Regions from separate parts of the Homo sapiens genome. Here region 1 is linked to region 2. A link is a contact called in ENCODE Hi-C data. All regions are on one chromosome and are shown on one strand. Each heading gives the region's core, a stretch centred on a gene start or an enhancer-like site at or near the end of the contact. The rest is flanking DNA. Distances are from core to core; before and after follow the strand shown.

Region 1 (5,526 bases), core at 1,197-3,696, 220 kb after region 2:
GTCAGCAAGTCTCCAGGGTGGCAAGGAAATAATTATCTCAAGCAAAAATAGAGTAACACTTTAAACCCTGGAGATTGAGCAAGGTTTGGGTTAGGACTCAGCATCTCAGCAGCCCAAGAAACCTGCTCTCCTAACCTAATTTTTCAGATGCAGTTTTTAAGTCTCTATTTTTAACAACATTCCTGGTTATTGCCCTTATTGTCGGGGAGCTGCGAGTATAGGAAGTTCAGCTTTAGGGATATAGCCCCTTGACAAATGTCAAACATCTTTCAAAGCCTCAATTGGAAGCCGCTGTGCTGCAATTAGGCTTCGAGGTGGAAAGTCATAGGATTCCTGGGTTTCTCAGGTGGACTTGGCTTCTTAGCTCCCAGTTAATATCTGCTTTCCTGAATTTAGTAACAGAGGAAAATGCTAAGGGAGGAAGGAAAACCCAAAAGGGGAATGTATGTTATCCATGCAGTCAACACCGATGGATCTTCTGAGAAGAGTACCTCTGTTGTCTGTGCTGGAAACAGTGACTGGCACATGATAGGTACTCAGTAGATGTTTGTTGAAAGAATAAATGAAAGGCCTGGTGTAATTACTGTGGGGAATTCAAAGGTGTATAAGGAATGGACTAGGAATTTGTAGCCCACTTTTAAAAAAGTGAGCAGGGAATTCAGCCAAAGCCATCTAGTGCTGGGTGAATGAGTCTATCCCCTTTTTCTCAGTTTTTTTTCCCCAAACTTCCACACCCTTTATACCCTCAGGAAAAAAAGACCGGCCTCTTGTAGAGGAAAAGTAGAAAGACACAGAATTGAAAGCCAAGGGTCACAGGTTGGGTTCTCTGGAAACAGAGGCTGAAACAGAGTTTAGGATGCAGAATGTTAGGGCCCCACACCTGTAGAAAGCAGGGGCCAGAGCAGGACTGGGCAGAGGGAGAAGTCAAAGCCACAATGCAGGTCCAACCAAGCTCCACCCAACACAGGGGCCTCTAGGGTGTATATGGCCCATAGGTTGAGCCACTGTAGGCTGAAATGGCTGGCTCTGTATGCCCCTGCTGTGGTTGGTTAGTCACTGGTTTCTCTGAGATGGCTGTCAGCTCTGCTGAACCCCAAAGGAGCTGAAAGCTCCTGCTGGCCCTCCTAGCAGCTGGAGTATCTCCGCATCTGCCATACCAATGACATTCTGTGGGAATCCGAGCCTACAAAGTGAAGAAATGTTTTGAGTCTAGTTCCCAGTGGAACTGTAACCCATTTGGGAGCCTGGGTTGTCAGAAACCGTTGGTGGAGCATGACAGATGTAGCATGGCTGGGGTTTGACTTAAGGACCAGGATGACCTCAGTGTCACAGATTGAACTGAGGGGGATTATGGGCGCTTTGCTGAAGCCAGCTCCTGCTTCTTGTTCTGATTGGTGTCACTTTTCATTCTACTTTTGCTCTTCCCCAGGCCGGATCATCCAGTTCTCCATGTGTCCTGGAATGATGCGGTTGCCTACTGCACTTGGGCAGGGAAGCGGCTGCCCACGGAAGCTGAGTGGGAATACAGCTGTCGAGGAGGCCTGCATAATAGGTATTTAGAGGATCTCATTTTGCCTGACAATATGTTGGTCATTTGAACAAACAAACAACAACAAAAAACTCCATGGAACTTACTTTGGTTAGAAAGTTAATAACGACAATAATTCTTTTTCTTATTTTTCCACGAAATTACTTAGAAGACACTGGAGAATGGGTCACAAATCTTTTATCACCCCTAAACCAAGTGTCTGGCCAAGTGGGCTCCCTCCAGCCCCAAAGCAAGTCTTAGCAATTCAACCCCCTTGAGTTACATATCACTGCTTAGAACTTCTTGGCAGACTGCCCTGCTTTTAGCATTTTCTTATTTTAGGCATCTCCTGAAGCAGCGGTATGTCTCTGCTTCTAGAGCCATGAGACAGAAAACTCATGTTGGGTTCACATCTTCTAGGAAAGGCTCCTTAAAATAGCCCAGGCTTTATAAAAAAGTGTGGTGTGGTGGTGCCTGATCACACTACCATATAAGTCCAAAATGAGGTCTACTCTCCCAGCTTTCTATAAGTCCTTCTTTTAGTTTTGTGATTTATTTCAGGCCTCCTGAGTACCTGGGCAAGACTGAGGCTGTTGTGGACGTGACATGAGAAGTTATAAGGAAATTGAAAATAAATCCTGATTAAAAGCTTTATTTATTTATATATATATTTTAACTGGCTCACTCAGAACAAGCAAGCAATGTTCTCTTTTTCATTGCATCCCTTCTCTTGACTTTCATCCAAAACCTGTGCCTGTTTGACAGGCTGATGCCTGTGTCTCTTCTGACAGACTTTTCCCCTGGGGCAACAAACTGCAGCCCAAAGGCCAGCATTATGCCAACATTTGGCAGGGCGAGTTTCCGGTGACCAACACTGGTGAGGATGGCTTCCAAGGAACTGCGCCTGTGAGTAATGAGACCTCTGCAGGAGGGTGGCAGCTGCTGAGAACTGAGGCTCCCAGTAGACATGGGGTGAAAGGCATTGCTCACTTTGTGACTCACACGGTGTTCCCTTCGTGTATGCATTCACTGTTGCACGTAGCAAATACTAATAATTAAACAGATTTTCTTTTTGTATAATGGATTTCCCTTTCTGATTCCATAATACTTACTGTAGATTATTTGGAAAAATGAGAAGACTATAAAGGAGAAAGCTAAACTGTCCTGGAATTCTACCACCCAGAAATAATACCTGTTAGCATATTGGTGCATTTCTTCCCCATTTGTTCTCTGTGTTGATGATGCTAATAATGGCGTGTAGTTATTGAGTGCTTGCAATGTGCTGGGCATTGTGCGCCAAGGCATTTGCATGAATTGTCTCATTTACTGTCCATTCAACTCTGTAAGGTAGGTACTATTATCCCCATTTTCCAGGTGAGCATTCTGAGGCACAGAGAGGTTAACTAACTTGCTCAAGGTTACACAGCTGGAAAGCGGCACAGCTGGAATTTGAACCAGGTCGGTTTATTTCCAAAGCCCATGCTCTTAACTACCGTATTTGCCAGCATATGTGTTTCTGGTGTATATGTATCATATTTTTTTACATATTGCATTTAGGTAAGACTGGATACAGTATTTAAAATCCTACTATTTTTTCCTGCCTATATCAGAAACGTTTCATCTGTCATTAGCAGTATGCCACAAATACATTGTCTTTCAGCAGCTGGATAACCTGTCATAAATAAACCCCAATGTATTTACTGGAAACAGGTTATTTCTGTTTTTTTTTTCTACAGTGAACATCTTGTACATAAATATTAACCTACGTCTTTGATGATTTTTGAAAGATAGATTAGATTCCCAGCAGTGAAATAATTCAAAGTCTAGAAAACTTTCTGGGTAAGAGTTTCAGATATATGGCCAAACTGTTTTCCAGAATGCTTGGGGCATGTTTTCCTCTATTGGTGTATAAGAAATCTTTTCTCACCGTTCTTTTGCTGGCATAATCATATACTCATAAAGCCATGTCTTAGTCTTAGTCCCTTTGTGCTACTGTAAGAAAATACTACAGACTGGATAATTTGTAAACAACAGAAATTTATTTCTTGCAATTCTGGAGGCTGGGAAGTCTAAGACCAAGGCAGCAGCATGATTGATGTCGGCTGCATCCACCAGAAGGGACTAATGCTGTGTCCTCCCCTGGCAGAAGGCAGAAGGCGGGCAAAAGAGCACTCACTTCAACCTTGAGCCATTTTATTTACTTATTTATTTATTTATTTTTGAGATGGAGTCTCACTCTGTCACTCAGGCTGTAGTGCAGTGGTGTAATCTTGGCTCACTGCAACCTCTGTCTCCTGGGTTCAACCAATTCTCCCATTTCAACCTCCCGAGTAGCTGGGACTACAGGTGCACACCACCACACCTGGCTAATTTTTGTATTTTTAGTAGAGACAGGGTTTTACCATGTTGGCCAGGCTGGTCTTGAACTCCTGACTTCAGGCGATCCTCCCGCCTCAGCCTCCCAAAGTGTTGGGATTATAGGCATGAGCCACCGCACCTGGCCCTTTGATGATTTTTTAAAGATAGATTCCCAGCAGTGAAATGATTGAGTCAAAGGTTAGAAAACTTTTCTTGGTAAGAGTTTCAGATATATGGTTGAATTATTTTCCAGAACACTTGGGGCATGTTTTCCTTTATGGGTGTACAAGAGTTCCTTTCTCACCATTCTTTTGTTGGCATAATCATATGCTCATTTGAAATGAGCTCCATTCCAAAGACACAGGTGATGGCTTTTGTGGCCCTCATTTGGACAAGACCGTGATAATCATTTCTTTTATTTTTCTGTCTGTTTTTTTTTTTTTTTTTTTGAGATGGAGTCTTACTCTGTTGCCGAGGCTGGAGTGCAGTGGCGTGATCGTGGCTCACTCCAACCTCCGCCTCCTGGGTTCAAGTGATTCTCCTGCCTCAGCCTCCTTAGTAGCTAGGATTATAGCTGTGCACCACAATATCTGACTAACTTTTGTATTTTTAGTAGAGACAGGATTTCGCCATGTTGGCCAGGCTGGTAGGTGATCCTCCCGCCTTGACCTCCCAAAATGCTGGGATTACAGGCATGAGCCACTGCGCCTGGCCTGTGATAAGCATTTTTGATGAACCAAACGAATGATATAAGTGCCTGTTCATTTTAACAAAAGGCCATGACAGGGTTTTCTTGGACAGTTATGCATATTTGACAGCACTTGCAGCTACAGTTTCTTTTCTATTTAATTACATGAGCTACCAAGGAATATAGAGCCATTTACTCTTCTAAAATCAGTGTACCTTTTCAAAAAATACAATGTTCAATATGAAATAAGGACACTCTACAGATGTTTAGAATTGGAATATTTGACTGAAAGTTCAGCATATGTGTGGGAAATTGACCTGAAGAAGTTGCCATGGAAGTTACTAAAACAGATTAGAACATTTACTGGGAGTCCTAAAGGAACCAATTTGACAAACAGGACTAGAGGAGAAAGCAAGCAAGCCAGCCAGAGAGAGACAGCTGCCATCTGTGTTTAGAATGAGTCTTAATGAGATCTCTATCTTATGGCAATCGTTTACACGTAGTATCTCAAGTCCACCTAAGCTGCTCTTTTGTGTCCACATGCTCTGGTCAACTGGAGCAGGAATTTAACTTTGATAATGAGATGGACTACAGGGAAATAGCTCCCTGACCTGATATTTCATGTATTTATTATTTCAGGTCTCATTTTATTTATTTGAGACAGGGTCCTGCTCTGTTGCCCAGGCTGGAGTGCAGTGGCATGATCACAGCTTACTGCAACCTCAGCCTCCTGGGCTCAAGTGATTTTTCCACCCCAGCCTTCCAAGTAGCTGGGACTACAGGTGCACACCATCATGCCCAGCTAATTTAAAAATTTGTTTGGGGCCAGGTGCGGTGGCTCATGCCTGTAATCCCAGCACTTTGGGAGTCTGAGGCAGGTGGATTGCCTGAGCTCAGGATTTTGAGACCAGACTGGGAAACACAGTGAAACCCCGTCTCTACTAAAATACAG
Region 2 (4,862 bases), core at 2,110-4,609:
TAGAAAGAAATGTCAAATTAACCATCAAGAAGGCATATTCCACATTAAAGACTAATTAAACACGAGCAGCTCTAAAGAGCATAGTCATTTGTCAAAAGACATATGAAAGGCAAGAGAAGAACAGAAAATTAAAACAACATTGGAGAATAAATATCTAAAGACTTCTCTTAAAAGAAAGATACTCTTGGCCAGGAGTGGTGGCTCATGCCTGTAATCCCAGCACTCTGGGAGGCCGAGGCAGGCGGATCACCTGAGGTCAGGAGTTTGAGACCAGTCTGGCAAACATGGTGAAACGCTGTCTCTACTAAAAATACAAAAATTAGCTGGGCATGGTGGCGGGCGCCTGTAGTCCCAGCTACTTGGGAGGCTGAGGCAGGAGAATCACTGGAACCCGGGAAGCGGAGGTTGCAAAGAGCTGAGATAGTACCACTGCACTCTAGCCTGGGTGACAGAGACTCCATCTCAAAAACAGATAAATAAGACATTCTCAAATATCACATCTAAAACTTTGTCAAAACTCTGTTAAACTAAGAGTTAATACTATTTTAATTCTGTTATAAAGTTTAATGATGCCTGAGCCTTCACATCACCACTGAATTAGCACTAAATGTATTAAGCTTATGGACCATTTTAAGAATTCACTTTTCCTATAAGTTCTCATTAAGGAGAAAACTTCCCATTTCTTTTCTAAATGCACAAATATCAAATTTAATTCATTTCAGTTCACATGTTAGTTTTTATATAAATCCCCTCACAAAACCAAGTCTGGGCTAGGCGCGGTGGCTCATGCCTGTAATCCCAGCACTTTGGGCGGATCACGTGAGGTCGGGAGTTCGAGACCAGCCTGACCAACATGGAGAAACCCCATCTCTACTAAAAATACAAAATTAGCTGGGCATGGTGGCGAATGCCTCTAATCCCAGCTGCTCGGGAGGCTGAGGCAGGAGAATCACTTGAACCCAGGAGGCAGAGGTTGCAGTGAGCTGAGATCATGCCATTGCATTCCAGCCTCAAAAAAAAAAAGCAAGCAAACAAACAAAAAAACAAACAAACCCAAGTCTGGTATTTAGACAAAACTATCCATGATTCTTTTTAGGTTCAACAGGAGGCAAGGCAATAAGGTAGATGAAAAGGTAACAAGGTACAAACACTACAGGCCACTGATCAAGGCTGTTTCTACCCTCAGAAAGAATGAGATCTGGTTGGTTAAATCCCTCAAGTACATTCCAAGAATGGGCCCTCACTGTGAGATACTGAGTTAGCACCTTTTGGCTGGGCGCAGTGGCTCATGCCTGTAATCCCAGCACTTTGGGAGGCCGAGGCGGGCAGATCACAAGGTCAGGAGATCGAGACCATCCTGGCTAACACAGGGAAACCCCGTCTCTACTAAAAAAAAAATACAAAAAATTAGCCGGGCGTGGTGGCGGGCACCTGTAGTCCCAGCTACTCGGGAGGCTGAGGCAGGAGAAAGGGGTGGACCCGGGAGGTGGAGCTTGCAGTGAGCCGAGATCGTGCCACTGCACTGCAGCCTGGGCGACAGAGTGAGACTCCGTCCCCACCACAAAAAAAGAAAGATATTGAATTAGTACCTTTACTGAGTTAGCACCTTTCTAAAGGATACTCAGGCAATATTGACCAAAAAACTTTTCACTCAACATAACATTGACTTAACAATTCCACTTCTAGGAGTTTCTCCTAAGAGGACAACCTGGCATATGCACAAGGCCATACAACTTTTTTCAGAATGGCAAATGTTGTCAAGATCCTGAATATCACTCCCTACCTAACGTCTGCCCATAGAGGCTGCTTATCTAAAATGACAGTACTGCCAAACAAGGAAGTAACCGTGTAGCCATTAAAAATGAGGATAGAGGCCAGGTACGGTGGCTCACGCCTGTAATCCTAGCACTTTGGAAGGCTGAGGCGGGCAGATCACCTGAAGTCAGGGGTTCAACACCAGCCTGGCCAACATGGCCAAACCCCGTTTCTACTAAAAATACCCCCAAAAATTAGCCAGGTGTGGTGGTGCATGCCTGTAATCCCAGCTACTCAGGAAGCTGAGGCAGGAGAATCACTTGAACCCAGGAGGTGGAGGTTGCAGTGAGCCAAGATCGCACCACTGTACTCCAGCCTGGGCAACAAGAAAGGGAAGTGAATAGCACACTCCTGTTGATACTTTAAAATGTGGAGACACAGGAACAGAATAGGGGGTAGGAGAGTAGGGAAAACATCAAAATAAAACCCAAGGTTATCTTTGAGGAACACAATTTACGAATCACATCAATTAATATTTTTTTGCTTTTCCTACTCACAGATTTTGGAATACTCCTCCTAAAATACAAGTGTGTAGTTTCTTCAAAAACACCTTCATCATGTCTCTGTGTCAGGTACTCTGAATTTTTTAAAGTCATGCCATGGCTCATGTCTGTAATCCTGGCACTTTGGGAGGCCGAGGTGGGTGGATTGCTTCAGCTCAGGAGTTCAAGACCAGCCTGGGCAATGTGGCAAAACCCCAACTCTTCAAAAAATACAAAAATTAGCCAGGCATGGTGGTGTGTGCCTGTGGTCCCAGCTACTGGGCAGGGAGGTGGGAGGATCACTTAAGCTCAGGAGGCTGAGGCTGCAGTGAGCCGGGAACATGTCACTGCACACCAGCGTGGGTGATAGAGTGGTGAGACTGTCTCAAAAAAAAAAGAAAAAGGCATCTTAAATGTGTTACCTTTTCATTACTTTAAAATCCTGATAATTTAAATATCTATTACTCTTTTCCCTTGAATAATGGGTTGCGGGCTGTTTTTAATTTCTAAGGGGAAAAAAAACACTCTATGAAATGGTTCCACCACTATTATTCACCATGTTCCCTAAGCAACATCAAGGTCTGCCCCATCATAGCCACCTGTTATTTTATTTCAGCAACAGAGAAACTATTATCGAATGACAATAGAAAGGTGACTGAAACAGTAAGGAAAGGTTATTTTGTTAAAGTCAACAAGCTCTGAATCATGTAATGCGATATTGAAGCAAGGCTTCTAAAAACAAGCAATGTAGTACCCAGACAATAAGGACCTGTCACTCCTCTAGCTCTTCCTAGCTGGTCAAAGCTGTGACTTAAGTAATCATTTCTCAGAACAAAACAATGTAGGTGCTTGTTTCAAGGTAACAGCTATGCTGCTGTCAGAAAACAGTAGTAATGGCCTTTAGAAGAAATTTATGTGATTTGCGGATGGGAAGAAGCTCATTTTGTCAAGAGACCCTTAGGAAAACATGACCAAGAGAGTCAAAATCCAGTTATTCCTGCAGAAGGAAAAAGCATAGACAGTATCCAGCCACTAGATGTCACTCTCCTTCAAAGTGCTGTTGATGTTGCTCATCCTAGTCAAAAGGAAGTCAAGTGGTCTAGACAACTAATTCCTTAAATGGCATTAATTTAAAATAGTCTGACTTCTGATTGGGGTGCTGCATAGTAGTTGAGAAAAATAAAAATGAAAACCCACTGGAGACTGGCCATCAGTTCCAAAGGCAAAGTGGCTGTCCAAAATACAACATCGTATTGGCTGGTGGGAATGTAAATTGAATGAAATATGTAGATAACTTTAAGACACTAGGGGGAAAAGTTCCAGCTAAGTAGGAAAGTAGGAACTGCAGAAAGTGAAGCACAAAGTCAACATTCAAGACCTGAGGCCGGGCCCAGTGGCTCATGCCTGTAATGTCAGCACTTTGGCAGGCCAAGGCAGGTGGATCATGAGTTCAGGAGATCGAGACCATCCTGGCCAAAATGGTGAAACCTCGTCTCTACTAAATACAAACAATTAGCCGGGCGTGGTGACGCACCCCTGAAGTCCCAGCTACTCAGGACGCTAAGGCAGGGAAATCGCTTGAACCCGGGAGGTGGAGGTTGCAGTGAGCTGAGATCGTGCCACTACACTCCAGCCTGGCAATAGAGCAAGACCCCATCTCAAAAAAAAAAAAAAAAAAAAAAAAAAAAGACCTGAAAGTCACATCAGTAATCTTAAATCAGGGAAAAGAACTGGCTTCCTTTTTTATTTTTTAAAAACATAAACAGCATGAGAGAGATTTCTGTTTTTCTCTTTTTTCTTTTTAATAAGGAGTTGACCATTTTTGATCACCTTATGATTGAACTTTTTTCAACCATGCTGTTTTCTTCACAGTTCATTCATAGGAAGGAGTGTCGAAAGGACTTGCTGATGAAACATAACATATAGAGCACAGGTTGCAAATGGGGCTGAAGAACCACATCCAGCCTGAGCCATTTCTTTTGGTGTTGAGTGTATATTTCAAGCCTTAATTGAATTAGTTCCCAACATCTTTTTAAAATTGAGATACTACACTAAAAGCATGGATTTTTATCTTCTCTTAAAAAGTGGAAGACGTGGCAGCAGCTCTCAGCCCACATTCCCAAGCAGTGACAGTAGGGAAGTAGAGCTGCCCCTCCAGACCCACCCATGGGACTCTCCACTTGGCAACACTACCCACCAAGCCCACTTTATTCCTGTTGATTTCCCGTATGGCCAAGAGGAATCTGAATTTACAACCCCTGTGGTAAAAAGTATAGGAGAGGAAAGAGTTGGAGATGTATTAATAAGATCTCACTGAACAAAATGATCTTTATACCAGAAAAGCAAAGTGAGGACAACTAAAGACACATAGACCCTCCAGAAAGATAGCCCCCTATGGGCATATGCACTAAATATACATACATGCAGGACTGACCAACCTTCCCCACCTATTCAACTAGATTCCCATGTTCCCAGCACAGACTTTGAGGAGATTATGGATTGCTGCAGTGACTGGAAGAGGGTGCTACTGATGTTCAGTGGACAGGAGCTAGGGATGCTGGGTAA

The links. Hi-C counts contacts between places; a loop is a spot of excess contacts on that map. Pooled maps may share reads with other maps.
Region 1: a loop to region 2 is called in a map of MCF 10A, with 4 times the contacts of the local background. The contact joins two enhancer-like sites. A Hi-C loop is called at or near these places in 5 of 168 maps with a recorded cell type or tissue (CD8-positive, alpha-beta T cell, Caco-2, MCF 10A and 2 more) and 15 of 50 pooled maps.

Annotation. Positions count from the first base shown.
Region 1 is chr3:4,414,036-4,419,561 of GRCh38, reverse strand. SUMF1 (sulfatase modifying factor 1) reads left to right here. Exons shown (of 9, transcript NM_182760.4): 5 at 1,430-1,552; 6 at 2,320-2,434. It also overlaps the pseudogene MRPS10P2. Among named protein-coding and RNA genes, the nearest start is that of SUMF1, 50 kb to the left of the region's middle. Within about 2 kb of position 2,446, at least 8 of the 41 ENCODE cell types and tissues checked have a DNase peak (open chromatin) inside an H3K27ac peak, as active enhancers do.
Region 2 is chr3:4,632,053-4,636,914 of GRCh38, reverse strand. The region is part of intron 5 of ITPR1 (inositol 1,4,5-trisphosphate receptor type 1); the gene reads right to left. Among named protein-coding and RNA genes, the nearest start is that of EGOT, 120 kb to the left of the region's middle. Within about 2 kb of position 3,359, at least 3 of the 41 ENCODE cell types and tissues checked have a DNase peak (open chromatin) inside an H3K27ac peak, as active enhancers do.